2 separate regions of the Homo sapiens genome follow, and region 2 is linked to region 1. A link is a loop called in an ENCODE intact Hi-C map of the cell type or tissue named here. Cell type or tissue: heart right ventricle. All regions are shown on one strand. Links, peaks and the distances in the headings refer to the core of each region. The heading gives the core; the rest is flanking DNA.

The links. Peaks named below come from ENCODE experiments on the same cell type or tissue, not always from the same donor. Only the 100,000 strongest peaks of a DNase experiment are listed, where the experiment ranks them.
Region 2: it touches region 1 in a loop (2.0-fold over the local background); 2 of 110 quality-filtered maps call a loop at or near these places.

Annotation. Positions count from the first base shown.
Region 1 is chr1:81,428,881-81,437,225 of GRCh38, reverse strand. It overlaps a transcript of ADGRL2 not described here. Among named protein-coding and RNA genes, the nearest start is that of ADGRL2, 370 kb to the left of the region's middle. In heart right ventricle, for the core only: no CTCF peak of the experiment used is centred there; a DNase peak (open chromatin) is centred at 4,434; H3K27ac peaks cover 6,916 bases.
Region 2 is chr1:81,491,454-81,499,798 of GRCh38, reverse strand. It overlaps a transcript of ADGRL2 not described here. Among named protein-coding and RNA genes, the nearest start is that of ADGRL2, 310 kb to the left of the region's middle. In heart right ventricle, for the core only: no CTCF peak of the experiment used is centred there; no DNase peak of the experiment used is centred there; H3K4me3 peaks cover 722 bases; H3K27ac peaks cover 3,720 bases.

The sequences.
Region 1 (8,345 bases), core at 125-8,124:
GACACCCGTCTCATCTGTTCTTAACCTTCATGATGAATCTTTTTAAGTGAGGCAGCAACAGCGATTTTGTTCATGAGGTTAAATAATAGACTGGATAGTGAAATTCCCCTAAAAGACTTTTGCCTTGGTTGGATAAATTGAACAAATTATAATCCAGACTGTAGGGATTAGTTATCATTACTACAAATATGAAAGAAAAAGGTAAATGTTTATGAACACATTTTGTTGAGAATTCTTGCCATCTGGATTTACTATCGTAAGGAGTGGAATTATAGACATTCTCTGAAAGGGGTAAGGTGTGGAAAGAAGAAAGGAAAACTCCAAATCACTTTTGTCAGCACTTCTGTATAGGAAAAATAGCTATGGCATGAATGCCAATACGGTATCTGATTAAGAGATGAAGCCCTATATAATTGGATCCAATCAGGTCCTGATAGGTGACAACAAGAGTTTCTCCTTTTCACATAAGTGAGGTTCACTGAGCAGACCAGTCCCTGGCATACTGATCTTCCTAAAATGGATCATGGATCATAAAGGAACTAGAAGTGGAAGGATGGAAAGGCTCAGATAAATTTATTTTATATTGATTTCATCTGGGCCTCTGCTTTCCCCATATTGGTTCTTTATGCAGGCTATCACCTTCTATTGATTAATACATAACCAGACTAGGCTTGTTTACTTGGGAACAAAGAGCCATAAAGTGATCCCAGCACTCATGGCTATACGCTTAGTCACAGAGCCCAGACATTATGGTCATGGACAAAAAAGCGAGGAAAAAAAATAGTTCAAATGAAAGAAGGAAAGAAAACTAATATTTACTAACCACCTTTTGTCAGGTATGTTAGATAGATGTTATTTGAGTGTTGCCACCTATCTGGTATCAAACCCGTCAGTGAGTCCTATATTTGTAAGTCCCCTCTAGAACAAATTTTACCATGCTCTACCGTGATGTCGTCGGCAAGTACGTTCTCCTTCACTTTGGAGGACCGAGCCGTGTCTGCCCTGTGCTTCTTTGGTGTTTTGCTGATTGGAGAATTGAATATATGTTATACTGTCTACCTGACAGCAATATGCAACTTCAGTGCTGAATACTTTCCTTTTGAAGATGTATGATTCTTTTTTATTTTTTTGAGATGGAGTTTCGCTCTTATTGCCCAGGTTAAAGTGCAATGGCGTGATCTCGGCTCACCGCAACATCTGCCTCCCAGATTCAAGTGATTCTCCTGCCTCAGCCTCCCGAGTAGCTGGGATTACAGCATCCACCACCACGCCCGGCTAATTTTGTATTTTTAGTAGAGATGGGGTTTCTCCATGTTGGTCAGGCTGGTCTCAAACTCCCGACCTCAGGTGATCCACCTGCCTCAGACTCCCAAAGTGCTGGGATTACAGGCATGAGCCACCGCACCCTGTCTGAAGATGTATGATTTTTTATTCATCATTCTTTTTTCTAGCTTCCATCTTTCCCAGGTTCCAGAGAAATGTTTCAGTGTAAGAAATATTATTCAACAGTTTTTGCAAAGCAAGGAAACAGACAAAATTTCTGTTCAATGTATCCACTATGAATTTATATAAATATGTGTGTCTACCTACAAATTAACCATCTTGAATTAAATATATATAGTCCCGATGTTTTGAAGAAATGGATTGTTATATTTATTAGTTCATCTTGGCCTATAAGTTTATTTAAAAATACTAAGCACTCTAAAGAACAAAAAGTGGTTTCCCTTTTAAAATTTCTCAAAGTTCCAAGTGTTTTGAATTCATTGAACTCTCGACAATCAGCATCTGGTTGATTAAGTAATTTACATTTGGACATCCTCACAGAGAGATTGGAGGTGGGGGAATTCCCCTTGAATTCTGGGAAGTTGTTCTTTGGACATGATGTTTATTTCCTCTGATGTCACAGTTTCTCTTGATAAATGTAAACATTTATTTTTAACATGGTTGTTAAAACTTAGTGAATATTCAGTTCCAGTTCTTTTGTCAGTTGCTGGTGAAGCAGAAAGGTCAGTTTATGGGTCATTATACTCACAGATTGAATGTTGAGTTATTAAAAAGTAAATGTAATTTTATTTTAATATTTTTTAATGTGTTTGGAAACATAAGTGGAGTTTTTGAAAAACAGAAACTGTAAAGCTGTCTAACTTAATATAGAGTATAAGTAAAATAAAATTCATGTCAATAAAGTTTACCTATTATTAATACTTTCAGGGACTGGTACATTTTTATTAATTGTGTCCAGTACTTTTGTTGAAACCCTTTGTCAGCTGTATTTAATTCTCACAGGAGTCCCTTGCAGTGTGCCTTGTTGCCTGATTTCACAGATTTTACAACTCAGAGAAGTTAAAAAACTTTTCATGTCACACAGCAAGCAAACAGCGGAGCAGTGACTTAAGCCCAGTCTTGTCAGATTTGAAGGCCTGTGAATGACCACCTGCAGCTTCCCAATTTTGGTTGCAAGGTAGGCCTGGTAATATATTTTGTGCTTCCCCAGACAGCTGCAGTTAAAACTGCTTCATATGAGAGATGATACTCATTCTAATTTTTAATATATTTAAATAAATCATAATGTCAACCTCCCTGTTTGTAATCCTCCCTCACTCCCAATTTCTACAACCAAACATCCAAGATGTTTATTTCCTACAGTTTTGTATTCACTGGGTTCATTCACTTATTCACTAGTTCACTCATTAATTCAACACATATTTATGGTACCCTCATCAAGCACCAGACACTCTTCTAGGCCCTAGAAGAGCAGTTCCTATGGTAATGAAGTTTACATTTGGGTAGGAGAGAGAGACAATAAACACATACCGAGAGACAAATATAAAAAACAAGCAAAGTTGGATGGTGATAAATGCAGTGAAGAAACATAAAATAGAATAAGTACCCAGAAAATAATAAGTAACTTTCATTGAAAATACATTACATGTGTGACACATTGGTCTGAGTACATTACAAAGATTAATTTGCTTAATTCTCACAAAACTCTATGTGGTTAATACTGTATTTGTGGTAGATCAGGGATGGTATCAAATTATTTACTACTCCTCTAATTGAGATTGAGATGTGGAGTCTAATTCCTCTCCCTTTGAATCTGAGCTGGACTTATTGACTTGCTTGATGCATAGAGTGGGGCAGAAGAGATAGCATACTAGGTCCTGGCTTAGCCTTTAAATGAACTGGCAACATTGCCTTGTTCTTTTGGAACCCTGAGCTTCCACTAAAAAGTCAGACTAAGGCTTCCATGCTGTGGGAAAGCTCAGGCAACATGGAGAGGCCAGGTGTCAACAGAGTCCCAACACAGCTTCTAGCCTACAACCAGCATGTGAATGAATCATATTGTGGGGCCAGTCCCCTGAAGCCTTTACATGACTTCAGTTCCTGCTGCTATCTGACTGCTCCGGAATTATGAACCCTGAGTGAGGACAACCCAACAGAGTCCAGTCAATCCACGGAAAAGTGAGAGATAATAAGACATACTTCTTTCAAGCCATTAAATTTCAGGGTGCTTTATTATGCAGCAAAGAATAATTGGAACAATTATAATTTTCCTTTTACAAATGAGAAAACCAAGGGAAAGAAGGGTTAAATAATTTCCTTGCCGAAGGGTAGAATCTGAATTCAACCCAGACAGGCTGTCCTGCAAGCACCATTTTAAACTCTCCCCAAAACAGCCTAACCCTAGAGTAAGATCAGCTTTCACAGGGTGCTCCTGACTAAACTTGGCAGTTGCTGACTAGTTCACATTTTATGTTCTTCATTGAATCACAGTGGTTAAAACTCAGGGCACACTTCTCTTGGAATATAATCGCTTTCTCAAAGGGACCTTGAGGTGTCCTTGGACCTGAAGTATTATGTTGTCTATGACCTTTTGTGGATTGGAATCTTAAGAAAAATAAGGAGGACATGGAGGAGATTGACCTGCACTAATCTATAATCCTTTCATTGTGTTGTAAAATTATGAGAATTATTCAAGTAAAATAGGAAATCACATGACATTTTGATTAAATAAAAGAAAAAGAGTACAAAGTAATTCTCTTAAATTAAGAGCAAATAATTGTAACAAAATCAAATTTCTTGGCATACAAATATGTTACATCCCTTGTCTAAGGCAGATAATTTATATTGGGATGGGAAAGGAGTGACCGGATGTCTGTAGCCTGATAGCATTAAACAGTAAGTTGTTCAGCCAGATGTTCCTTCCTTAGCAAGGAAGGACACATAACTACAGGGTACCAGGCAAGCCCAAGGTACATATTTCCACAGACACTTTTTCCTCAGGGTATTTACAGTTCAGTTTAGCTCTTTCCACATTGAAACTCTGTATACACAACCATAGAACGGCCCATGATTGTACAAAGGAAAGACGTTTATAGATGCTGCACATTCCCCATGCCGCCCCAAGCCTTCCAAGGGAAGCTCCTGGTACTCTTGAAACTTTCCTGTCAGATGATTATACAATCCAGTGCCTTTTCCAAGCAGGAAATATGATGTTCCAACGACAGCTTGACCTCCTGTCTGAAAATGGGCTGGGGAGGGGAGCGGCGCCGAGGAGGGGGGCAGGAAGATGAAACAGGCATGGTCTCAGTATACTTAATTCATAGACCCAATCACAAACAAAAACAAGTTAATTTTGTTAAGAACTCATAATAACATTTCACTTATGACAAAATCCCAATCATTTATTCTCCTCTGGAGTACTTCTTATGCATCCTTGAGTTTTTAAAAGTTCAAGTGTTGCATAAAAAAATCAACATAATTACAGAAAACAGTCCTTAAACAAGAATATCCTGTTTTGTTTCCTGCATACGCACTGGGGTGGCTCATCTGAATCCTTGACAACATCCAACTCCAAGAAGAAAACATCAAGACAGCTTGCTGATCAAGGATTTTACATCCAACTCTTCAGCAGTAGGGCTGTTGGCCCTATGTGTAAGCTGACAATCGCCCTATTGTTTACTTTCCAGTCAGAAAAGCGATGCTGCCTTTCTTCACTGCGTATGGTCTCCATAATCCTAACAGTCATGTTCACTCAGCAGTAAGCCCAAATATATGTTTCCCAGAGGAATTTCAAATACATGAGATAGATTAGCATCTCTGTGGCTTGATGCAATCTGTGACAGATTCAACAGCAATAAACATTTTAAAGTGTGGTCAGTACTAAATTATTTGTTGAAGAACAATTTTGTTTCTGAGGTAGACAAAAATTAGCAATAACTTTTGGGTGGTAAATACAGGGGCTGAGGGATAATACAACACCCCCGAACCTCTCTCCCTCCCGGCATTTCATTCTGTTTAAAGAGAGGTAAAAAGCCCAATTGTGTGGTGATGAATTAGAAAACTTCATGAACATTCAAGAAATACACATGCCACTACAAATTAACCATTAGCAGGGCAAGGTATTCATCCTTTCTGTCAGATTCTGTGGGAAGTATGCCTTATTAGCATTGAAGCCCAAAGAAGTAATCTATCAGTCCACATTCACTTATCCTACAAAAAAGAACAGGCAATTTGAGTGCTGGAAAAATAAATAGCATAGTTCTTCCCATCCCCATTTCAATCCTAAAATTGAAAATCACCAAATAAAATTCTATTTCCTCTGCTTCCAGTTTGTCTCTGTGTTTACAGCGGAATGTGGTTTTGCATTTTAAATCAGTTCCATCATAACCCTGAAAGTGATCACAGGGCTGCTAATTCTCTGTCTTCAGTTTCCACCCCTCCTCCACGCTACCACTTTGAATTTGAATGGGACCAGAAGATTCTCTAGGGGCCACGTTTGTGGCCCTTCAGCGGCAGCCTCTCTACTTCTTTCAGCTTGTTTCCTGGCATGGTTCATGGGGATTTGTGGTGAGTGGCAGCTCCGGAATCACTTTTCATTCTGTCAGGTTGTGGTTAGGCTTAGTGGGGTTTCTTTGTTATACTGGCCACTAGTAGTCAATTCCCTTGAAAATATCTGGTTTTCTCCTTTTCTCTTAAAGAAAAAAATAAAAAGCAGCTCCCAACTCCCCACCCTACCTCCAAAACACAAACACAAAGCAAACACGGATATCCCTTGGAAATCTTAGGAGGAGACAGAGAACAGAGAGAGCCCCAGATGTTCTCAACATCCCAGTTTAATTCTGATGTCAGACTATAAAAGAACTTTGGAGGGCCCCATTTCCTGTACCTGTTCTGCTGACATGCTGTTTTATTAAAGAATCAGGGATAAATTTTACTACTCCTTTTTTATGTTAAAGTAAAATAAAATAAGCCAAACATATAGAATGTGAATTTGGGGAGCACAGTGCTTCTTTTTCTTTCAAGACAAACTTGGAAAATAAGTAAGTACCAAAATTAGTAAACAAATCAAATAAATACTTGGGAGTGCATTAAGATGGAGTTTTCCATGGACACAGAGGGAGGATTGGCACTTTCTGCACGTCTTAAGCCAGAGCTTAACAGAGTTTGTATTTCATGAATCAGTTTGGGAAAAAAAGGAGAGAACAGCATACTGCTGCCAACATTTTATATTGCCAAGTTAGGCTATTAAAAACAACAACAACAACAACTAACTTGAAATCTTACATCATTTCTTAAAAGAAAGGACATGTTAACATCAGTGGGGGGCTGGGGGAGAGGGGAAAGACATCATCTCAGAATACAAGACAGCCTTTTCAAAAATGAAGACCTGGCAACTTTTACACCAGCATGCCACAAAGGCCTTCAGAAATAGCAGGTTCCTGAAACACACCAAGCCCCTTTTCACCTTATTGCCTTAGCACCAGGTCAATCCCATCCTCTAACTGGAAACAGATCCCCTGGGGCATTGACAGAGCTCTCCACTCAAATCTAACCAGAAGAGGCAGGGCTTCTCTAGCCCTGTTGAAATCCCCTCTTTACAGACCCCATGTGGACAAACCTTCCCCTTCTGCACCTCCATTTCTCTCCATTCTTTAACCTTGCTTTATTTTTCATCAAGCACTTGCTACTACATTGCCATCTATCATTTCTTTGCTTTTGCCTATTTCCCCCATTACAATATAAAGCTCATGGCTGGGTGCAGTGGCTCACGCCTGTAATCCCAGCACTTTGGGAGGCCCAGGCTGGCGGATCACCTGAGGTCGGGAGTTCGAAACCAGCCTGACCAACATGGAAAAACCCCGTCTCTACTGAAAATACAAAATAAGCCAGGCGTGGCGGTGCATGCCTGTAATCCCAGCTACTCGGGAGGCTGAGACAGGAGAATCGCTTGAACCCAGGAGGCGGAGGTTGCGGTGAGCCAAGATCGCGCCATTGCCCTCCAGCCTGGGCAACTAGAGCAAAACACCATCTCAAAAACAACAACAACAACAACAAAACAAAAAACAAAAACAAAAAACAACAATATAAAGCTCATGAGGTCATGGGCTTCCCATCTTTTCTTCACCTCCTTTCCTCCATTACCCGAAACGTTGCCTGGCATATGGAAGGCTCTCACTACAGATTTGTTCCATTTATATATGTGTATCATTTCAGACTGCTTATTTTTCTTCTTTTATTGTGGACAAGAGAAAATGTCCACAGAGCCTGCACTGTTTGGTATATGGAAACCATTGTTTTAAGAAAGAGATTGAAGAGCTGCTAGCAGCATTCCTTCAGGGCAGAACCGAAGGAAGCAGGCATTTGGTTTGAGCATTCTTTACTGCAACCAATTTGAAATATCAGGAGACTCATGTTTCTTAGGACAGGCAACCAATGGCTAGTGGGCTGAATCGTGCCTGCTTGATTTAGGAATACGAAATATTCTTAAAACATAGGCAGGCTGTTCAGGAATATAGACCCTCCTCCTCCCTCGCTCAAATTAGCTAATTAGAGATTAGGCATTGCTTTTTAGCCTGTGGCTCTTTTACACTGCATGAATCGTGTATGAGAATGTTCACCTGCTCTTAGAGTACAAGTATCTTGGATATTTAAGTTAAAAAAAAAGGTAACAGTAGCCTCTAGGTAACTGCACAATGAACTGTTACCTCTCATAATTATTAACCAGGAAGTGGGAAAACTAGGAAGTCAAGTTCACAAACAAATCTTACTACTAACAAGAGTGGGTCATTGTAAAAAAAAAAAAAGCTGCTTTTGAAATGCCTCATGGGTAGTTCACAAATATAGATAGTAGGTTTCAAAAGTGAGAATTTCAAATTTCTTATGCTATATGGGAATGTGAATAGGTGGTTCAGACTTCTTCCTGAAAAAGCACTACTTCTAGGCATCGGGGCTCAGAACATCGTGGTGGCTCAGAAAACAACACCTTAAAATATGGTATTTTGATATGCTGAGTACCTTGAAATAAAGAAGCAGCCTCAGAAACAAGGTCTCTCTGACCTTCT
Region 2 (8,345 bases), core at 308-8,307, 62 kb before region 1:
ACTATCTGAATTACTAAAACAGGTAAGCCAAATACTTTCTTTTGACACCCAATTCTGCATGTATTTATAGCAGTGGTAAGCTTTTGTTTTGGGGCTTGCTAGTAGTGGAATCAATATAACTCTTTTAACTTTTTGCATTCAGGTTCACATCATGCTGTCTCATGTAAGCTTCATAAATACAGATGCTTCCTGCCTGTGGGGTTCTCACAAGGGCATAGATTCTAGGCTCAAATGATGAAACGTTACCTTTGTTAGAACCAACACCAGCAAGATGCTCCTATTAAATAAGACAAACAGGTGGTTCAATGTTTTGTGATAATTTTAACAACCGGGTTCAAGTCCCATTCTATCTTCTAAATTAACTGCAAGGAGATCCATCACTCAGGCCAATAACTTACATGGCAGATTGTGTGGTCCTTACCATATAGGCTTCTGTGATCACATGTGTGAATCACAGCATTTATGCTGCCTAAGGCACTGGCCTGCAAAAGCAGAGCCTAGACCCAGCTGATTAAGCTGTAGCATAAAAGAACACTTCAGTAGTCAGGAGCATGACAGCCCACAATGGTTTATTGGACCAAAGAGTATAACATTGTAATTTACTTCTCGAATACATGTCATGTTCTCTCTTATTGTTTCCCCTTATGGAGTGAAATATGTAGGTAAGAGATTGCTGTACAAGCTTCATGTGTTATGCCCCTCCAAAATTAGAGGGTAACAAACTGTCTTTATTATCCTGTGCCTTTGGTAAGCTGCCACAAATCACAGAAACCACTGCAGGTGAGCATCTAGTGGTTTAAAAAGTCAAGGCAAGCTAAAAGACTTCGTGTCTCTGCCTGAAGCTATTTTTGAACTACAGTACAGTGAGACACAATTATTATGCTTCCTGGCCCTTCCTTTTTATTGTATGTTCCTAACCATTTTTTTTCTTTCTTATTGACAGGAAACCAGGATTTATAAAGTCTGGCTCAACGCAAATATTTAAAGACTTATTTTTTTTTTCTTTCCCCAAACATAACAATGTAAGTTGAATGGTGTTTTGGTGAGTTTATTTTTCTTTTTAAACTGGAATTCATGGCTGTTCTCCAGCTGAAAACAGCACTAGTCACAGATAATTTAAAGAGAATAGCTTGCTTGTTTGTCAAGCAAACATGTGTAATCTGATGAAATTATTAATGTCATAGTGTTAACTCTCTTCTCATAAATACAGTTAACAGTGCTGACACTGCAATTATACTCAGATGTTCCGGCTCTTTGCTTATTCACTCAATCTGTCGGTCCAGTATGGGGGAGACAAATTGTGGTGGGCACTTGACAATGCACAAAAGAGATATAAACCTCTTCTGATTAAGCCTTGATGAAAGATTAAATGGTTCTGAATGCTTGCCAGATTCTTGTGATATGACATTTTTAACCAGCGGTAATAAAAAATTCTACTCAAAAGGGTTTTCTCAAACAAAGATTATAAAGATTGCATATATATGTATATATAAATAATGTGTACACATGCATATATTAGATATGGTAAGAAAGAGCATGTTCACTTCTTACCTTGAATTCCAACTTTATAACAAGATAATTTCACGATACTTGCTAGATTTTTGCAGACATTTGTTCTGAGAGAAAACAACACATACTTCATAATTACCAACATTACTGTCTTCTTTACCATCCATCTACCAATGGAATAGTCCTTCACAGTAGCTCATTCATAATGAGGGTTCCTACATTCATTTATTATTATTATTATTATTTTAGTAGAGACGAGGTTTCACCATGTTAGCCAGGATGATCTTGATCTCCTGACCTCGTGATCTGCCCGCCTCGGCCTCCCAAAGTGCCGGGATTACAGGCATGAGCCACTGCAAATTTTTGCCATACCTATTCTGTCAGCAGTCAAGAATGAGTAGTGATCTATTGTATGCTTTAGCCTTTGAATTTTTAAACAGTTCACATCTTTTCACTTTTGGCTTTAGATCAAACAAAAATAGACCAGTTAATAATGGCTAACAACTATGTAACACTTCCTCTGTCCAAGTAGTGTTCTAGGTACTTCACATACTTCGCATCATTTCATTTCTTATATGAAGTATCTATTAGTAGTTTCCTCTTTCTGCAGATGAGTAAATTGAGGTAGAGAAAGGTTAAACAACTTGCTTAAAGTCACACAGCTCATAACAGGTAGTCCTAGGATTTGAATCTAGATATATCACAACATAAAATTGTAATAAACTTTAGGTTAAGAATCTATAACTATTCTTCTTAGATTTATAGATTATTATAAAGCATTTTTGTTCTATAAGATTAGACTTATTTCATCTCCTCATATATCCCACCCTGTGTAAAGACATCCTTGAATGAACCTCATAAAATAATTATAGTCCATATTGTTAAAAAAAAAACCATAGCAACATGGATGTGTTGTAATTATTAGTCTTCATATTAAGAAGTCCACTAAATTGAAAAGTTTCTTAAATATACAAACAAAGAAACCTCTTGCATTTCAATACGCTAGCGCCTGGAGCAAATGCATTTATTAAAAGTGAAAGGAAATGGGGAACCAAGACAGGTGAACCCAGCTACCTAGACCTTTTTGTTGACACATTTGGAGCAGATAAATAGAAATAATAAAGAAAACTGGCAGTTTTCTACACAGTGTTATGGCAAAAAATCTTGCTGCACATTCAGGAGGAACCTATATAAGTCATTCCTGGCCCTTTTGTTCTCTTTATATTTGGTTACAGAAATTATGTAGTTGTGTTCTTTCTTTTCCATTATGTGGAGCTTGTGTGAGGAAAGATCATTTCAGGGAAATGAAAAGGGTTTTTAAGTGGTTAGTAGAAGAAAAAAAATAATCAGGTAGAAAGGGGAGGACAAAGCCAACCCAGAAAAGGAAAAAAAATATATTGTTTTCCTCTTAAATTGTGTTAAACAGTTGTTTCCCACTTTGAAAGTTCATTATATTTATTTGTCATCAGGGTAATTGATCTACACTTGTTGCTAAGTCTGTTGCTTGCCTCCTGATGAACAGATTCATTAAGCTCATTTCTAATCTCTGTCTTCTAAATTCAATAAGCACTATAAAATTTCTTTCCTTGTATGGGAATTCTAAGGTCTTTTTTTTTTTTTCCTCAACAGCTTGAATTCCTGTATTCTGATTAAGATAGATGAAGTATTTGCATTCTATCCATATTCATAATCTTCTTTCAGAGTCAACCTAAAATACCACATTTGTTGCCCAGGCAGACACAGGCAATGTGTTAGGAGAGCTCTGCAGCTTTTTGTTTAGATGGATGACGACCCATCTCTTTTCAAATCCACAGAAGAGGTGGTCACTAGGTGAATTCAGGCTGTTAAGACATCAGAACAGTCATAGTGTCTTTTGTGTGTGACAGAAACTGTAATTAATGATTTCTCCCCCTTTTTTGCTAAAGAAAAAAAGAGCGACTTGCAGTTGACAGACATTTTATTAATAGTTTCTGCCAACTTGCCATGCATAAAAGGTTTTATTGGTTGCAATGCCAGTGTAAGAAAAAGTTCTTTTTGATAAAATGTTCAAGATGCTTGTTTTATGGATGAAAAATGAAGGCAATCTGTCTACCGCCACTGAAAGTTTGGGTTTCAATAATAAAATTAAAACGATTGTGACATTTCCTATTGTGTTATTTAACCATCTGCTTCCTACTGGTCTAATCAATGATGGCATTACCTAGCTCTTCTCTATTTAATATGAAGACCTGCCAATATTGTGTCTCATGGTTAATTTATGAGGGAGATTTATTATTGATAAAGGTGTTTGCATATTTGGTAACTGCTATTCCTCCTATGAAAGGGAATTCTTCTGTCTTGTGTTTGAGGGTTAAATATTCAACTTGACAAAGAGCAATGGATGTTTGTACCCTCTCAATAACTAGAAATCTAGAAACTGTACAGGAGAACAATGAGAAATGGTTACCAATGACAAACTTATCAGGTGTTTTCTGTATAACTTTAAGCAAGCATCTGTCATTTTCTTGCACCGCATTTAGTTAAAAGCACAACTTCTGAAATATTTTCTCAACAAAAGCATGCTAAATTCCTAGTTACCTGAGTTGAAATTTTTCCCCTTTTAAAATTGTTTGTGCAAGTTTTTCTATGGAGTTGATGTGCTGTTTCAATGATTTCTGCTCATCAATTAAGAGAGAGAAAAACACACTTTACCACATGGATTCACAATAAAACAATGAAGGTGCTTCATTGCAGTTTGCTTAATCAGCCATTATGAAGAGATGAGAGGGAGAGGGTTATTCAATATTTTAATAAGTCTTTGGATTTTGTTGCAGCACAAATGGAATTTAATTAGAAATGTGAAACATTAGGTACTACTAATTACTGACAAACTTGAAAATATACCTGCTCTATTTTACTTGTAATAATCATCATTATTAACTTAAACAACCTTTAGCATTTGCCCATAACTTTTACAAACTTCAATTTTTAAGTCTTAAATCATTCACATTTTGGGAGAAGGGAGGCAGCTGGAGATGAGCGCCTTTTGCAAATTGATCTGCAAGTAGTCATTCATTTTCTCTGGGAATTTTTACGTAAGCTCCCTTATTGGGAATATGCTAATGACATCCGCCATGATTACTGATTTTCTCTGAATCGTTATTCCTCTGTGGGCAAAGTAATCAGAAAGGGAGAACAGGAGATTTCCTTCTTGCTTGTGTTCCTTCTTCAACCATCTGCTCTACCCTGATTCATTTGAATTAGAGCTGCAGTTTTCTGATTCTTTACTCTGAAATCCTAAGGCATTTGAAAGCTTAAAAGGAGTTAATAGTTATCTATCTGTGTCACAAATATGGTTCTCTGTGTGTTCTAAGTGCAAATTTGCCTACTCAAGGTTTACATGGGCGAATTAATTTTATTAAGTATAATATGGTAATGTAGGTTAGCAGCTTCATTATTTGGGATGTGTCAGCTCTGAATACTTCTTTATTAATGGCCTTTAGCACAGACATTTCCAAAAAGGGGAACTGATGTATTAAAACAAAAGATTCCAAGATGAAGAAAAAGTAAAATCAAGTAAAATTGTAAAGAGAGAGAATTTGTAAAAGAGAAGTGTTGATGTCCATGTTTTCCAGTTACATTTGTAGGGGTGCCAACAAGAATGATGGACTGGTTGGTAATCAAGACTTCTGGGTATCAGGCCACACTTTGGCACCAAAGTGCTGTGTTCTTGAGGAAGTTACTTTATTTCTCAGAGTTCTGTTTTCTCAGTGGTGACATGAAATGAATGTCACAGGTGATCTTTAAGATTTTCTTCATCAGTAAAATTTTGTGACTGTATTATTTATCCCATGAAGCAGATTGCAGATGATGGGAAAGTTGCTTTAGCATGGGCATTTGATCTTGTCCAGGGAAAAGCCATTCCAAGATAAACTGTTCATCTTCAGAAGAAGGATAAGGGACTGAGCCTCCAGATTATACTTTTTAAAATGACGAGTATAGACCAGATTTTAAAAATGGGACACATTATCTTGTTTCAGTTTACATGGAATGGATAAATTGCTGAGAATGTTGCTGATTGATTGAAGCAAGCCTTACACTTCAGTGAGTGAAAATCAGCAAGATTCTGACACCCCTACTGAGACAGAGCTAACTTAATATGCAGAATTGGCATTTAGGCAAGAGAGTTTGCAAAACTTGGTGCTATTAGATCACTGAACATTGTCAAAACATGAAGGAGACATAAGTTTGTGACTGTTGACATTCTAGCATTCAGCTGATTTCAAAGTGAAGTGAGCAATTCATATTAAAATTGTTTCAGAAAGTGCCTCTATCTTGTCCTACTCACCCACATTGCCTCTTATTTTCTTCACATTGAGAATCAGACTGAGAACAATACAGCTGTCCCCACGTTTTAAATAATTAATAAGCCCTCTCCCCAAGTAAGCAACAGGATTTTTGAATAAGTGTATAGCGTCTACTGATCCAAACTTCTGAGGAAACTGTTGGCTTGTGCTGCAAGTAACCACTGACCACTCCCTCCTGCCTTGTAAATCGAATTTTTTTCTTCTGTCCATTTTTTCTGGCAACCATTACTGATTTGTGTTCTGATTTCTGTTTGACAGTTCTGGCTTATTACAGGCTGAGTGACAAAGCCAAGACTTAAATAGAAATTACTTCACTGATGTGTTTCAGCTGACCAGAGACAAACTCTTGCCCAAAATAACCTCCACTCCCTTCCTTCCAAATATCCCAACAACGGGAAGAAACATACAGCCACTGTCTTCTTTTTTGATGTATTATACAAATAGAACACTTTTGAGAAATAGGCCTAAAAATAGGAGAGCACAAGCGTATCTTAATAGTTAATGAAATAAAATTTCAAGGGCCTGAAATTAAAGATAGGCAGGTAGCCAGTGATAGATAAAGATAAGTATTTATTGCAACCATGGGCCTATGTTTGATGGACAGCAAATATGCTTTCCCTACAAGTTTGGCTTTTAGCTAGAGTTATACACTGTCTTGTCATGCTGACATGCAGGGCAACCTCACATTGCATCTGCTGAGCTATCATGCTATTGCATTTAGTTTTACTGTGGGGCGGGAGTGGGGTACATTTGTTTGATAATTTCTTTTCTCCTGAAATACATTTCACAAACCTGTTGGAGGCTGAATGACTCTGCTTCTTAGAACTATATCACATTTAGATACAAATATTTTTCACTGGTACTTGGACTGAGTTACATTGTTTTTTAAAAAGGAGTTTTCTTCTTTCAGGTTTTGTCTATCACTTACCTATAGTTTTATGTATTTGCTCCTAGATTTTAAAAATACATATTACACATTAGATGTCAGAAGAGATCATAATTCAAGGTCATTTTATACCACTCACATACTCTTCTATTCTAAAACAAATGACCTTCCTGTTATGTTTCTGGATAGAAGAAGAAATCCAGAAAGGAAGTATACTCTATTCATCAGTCCCTACTTAAGCAAATTTCTGATTGACGTCAGTAGTAAACTCCACATCAGCAGATCAGAATAGTATCTGGATGGCAATATTAAATGCCTTGCTGTTTAAAACTTCTTTCTGAACTTAGAATATTGAATATTATATCCAATTTTGAAGATGATTTTATTCACTTGAAATTAGTTTTTCCAACTTTAGAAATGAAGCATTCTTAGTTTAAGTTTAAATATTGCACAGTGATGATTTTCAACAATTAGAAACACATAGTACTGTAGTATGTCTAGGTCCAAGTATTTCTAATTTATGCATACTTTTTTCTAGCAATAATCTAAGCATTTCTTTTTTATTACATTTCTCATTCCCATGTGATCTCAGTCAATAGACTGTCATTATCAGAATAAAGTTCTGTGTGTTTAACTGAATTTTGAATTTTTGAAACAAAACTATTTGAATATTGATATTTAAAAAGTAAGCAGAATTTGAAGTGTTTTTCACTTCATTGGTTATTTTACAAAGATATTTACATAAAATCACCTTCTCTTTTGTGTGTTCAAGATTTACCCTTTGCTTTTCTTCTTCTTTTTCATTAATTCAAACCACATATGCAAAGTCATGAGCGTTTTCTACATATTAGGTCAAAGAAAATAAAAATGTTAGACTGAAAAAAGGATGACAGAAACATTACTGGAGATGGGCAGTCTTTATTTCCTACTAGAAAGAAACAAAGTTATAAATTATTGCACATACTCCTTTTTAAACAAAATTAAAAGAGTGGTTTTCTTCCTTTCATGTAAAATGCCAGAAACAGGCAGTCCAGGGTGAAGATGAGGGCCTCTATGGTCATCAGAGACTCAGTTTCATTCTTTGTGCTTAACTACATTTTGGCACTGGTTTCCATCTTCAGTCATCTCATGTCATATGGTGACTGCAGCAATACCAGCTTTCATGGCCACATCACTTTGGACAACCCTGTTTACAAGGAGAGCTGAATAATGCAACATTTCGCGAGCACAGTATTGCATAGAATAAATCTGGGGTTCTCTTGATTGAGAAAGAATGACAGAAAAAAATAACAAGTGGATAATTAGCAGCACCCACCACCGTAGAAATTGTTTTACTTTCTAGTCCTGGGTTAAAATGTTTTCTTTTAGCACCTTTTCTATTCCCTGTGGAAATAAGATTTCCTTTCTTTCTTTTTACTCAGTGTTGTCACTTCTCTTTCTGTCATCTTTGGTTCTAACAAAGCTCAGTTTTTCTCTCTTCCAATTTGAGATGTTGGAATCCCTTCTGTTTGTGTTTTTAAAGTAACTCTTTCTAACATTTGCTTCATATTCTAGAATTATGTGTCTCTTCATCTCTAGGCTTACAAATATATAATCTTGAGTAG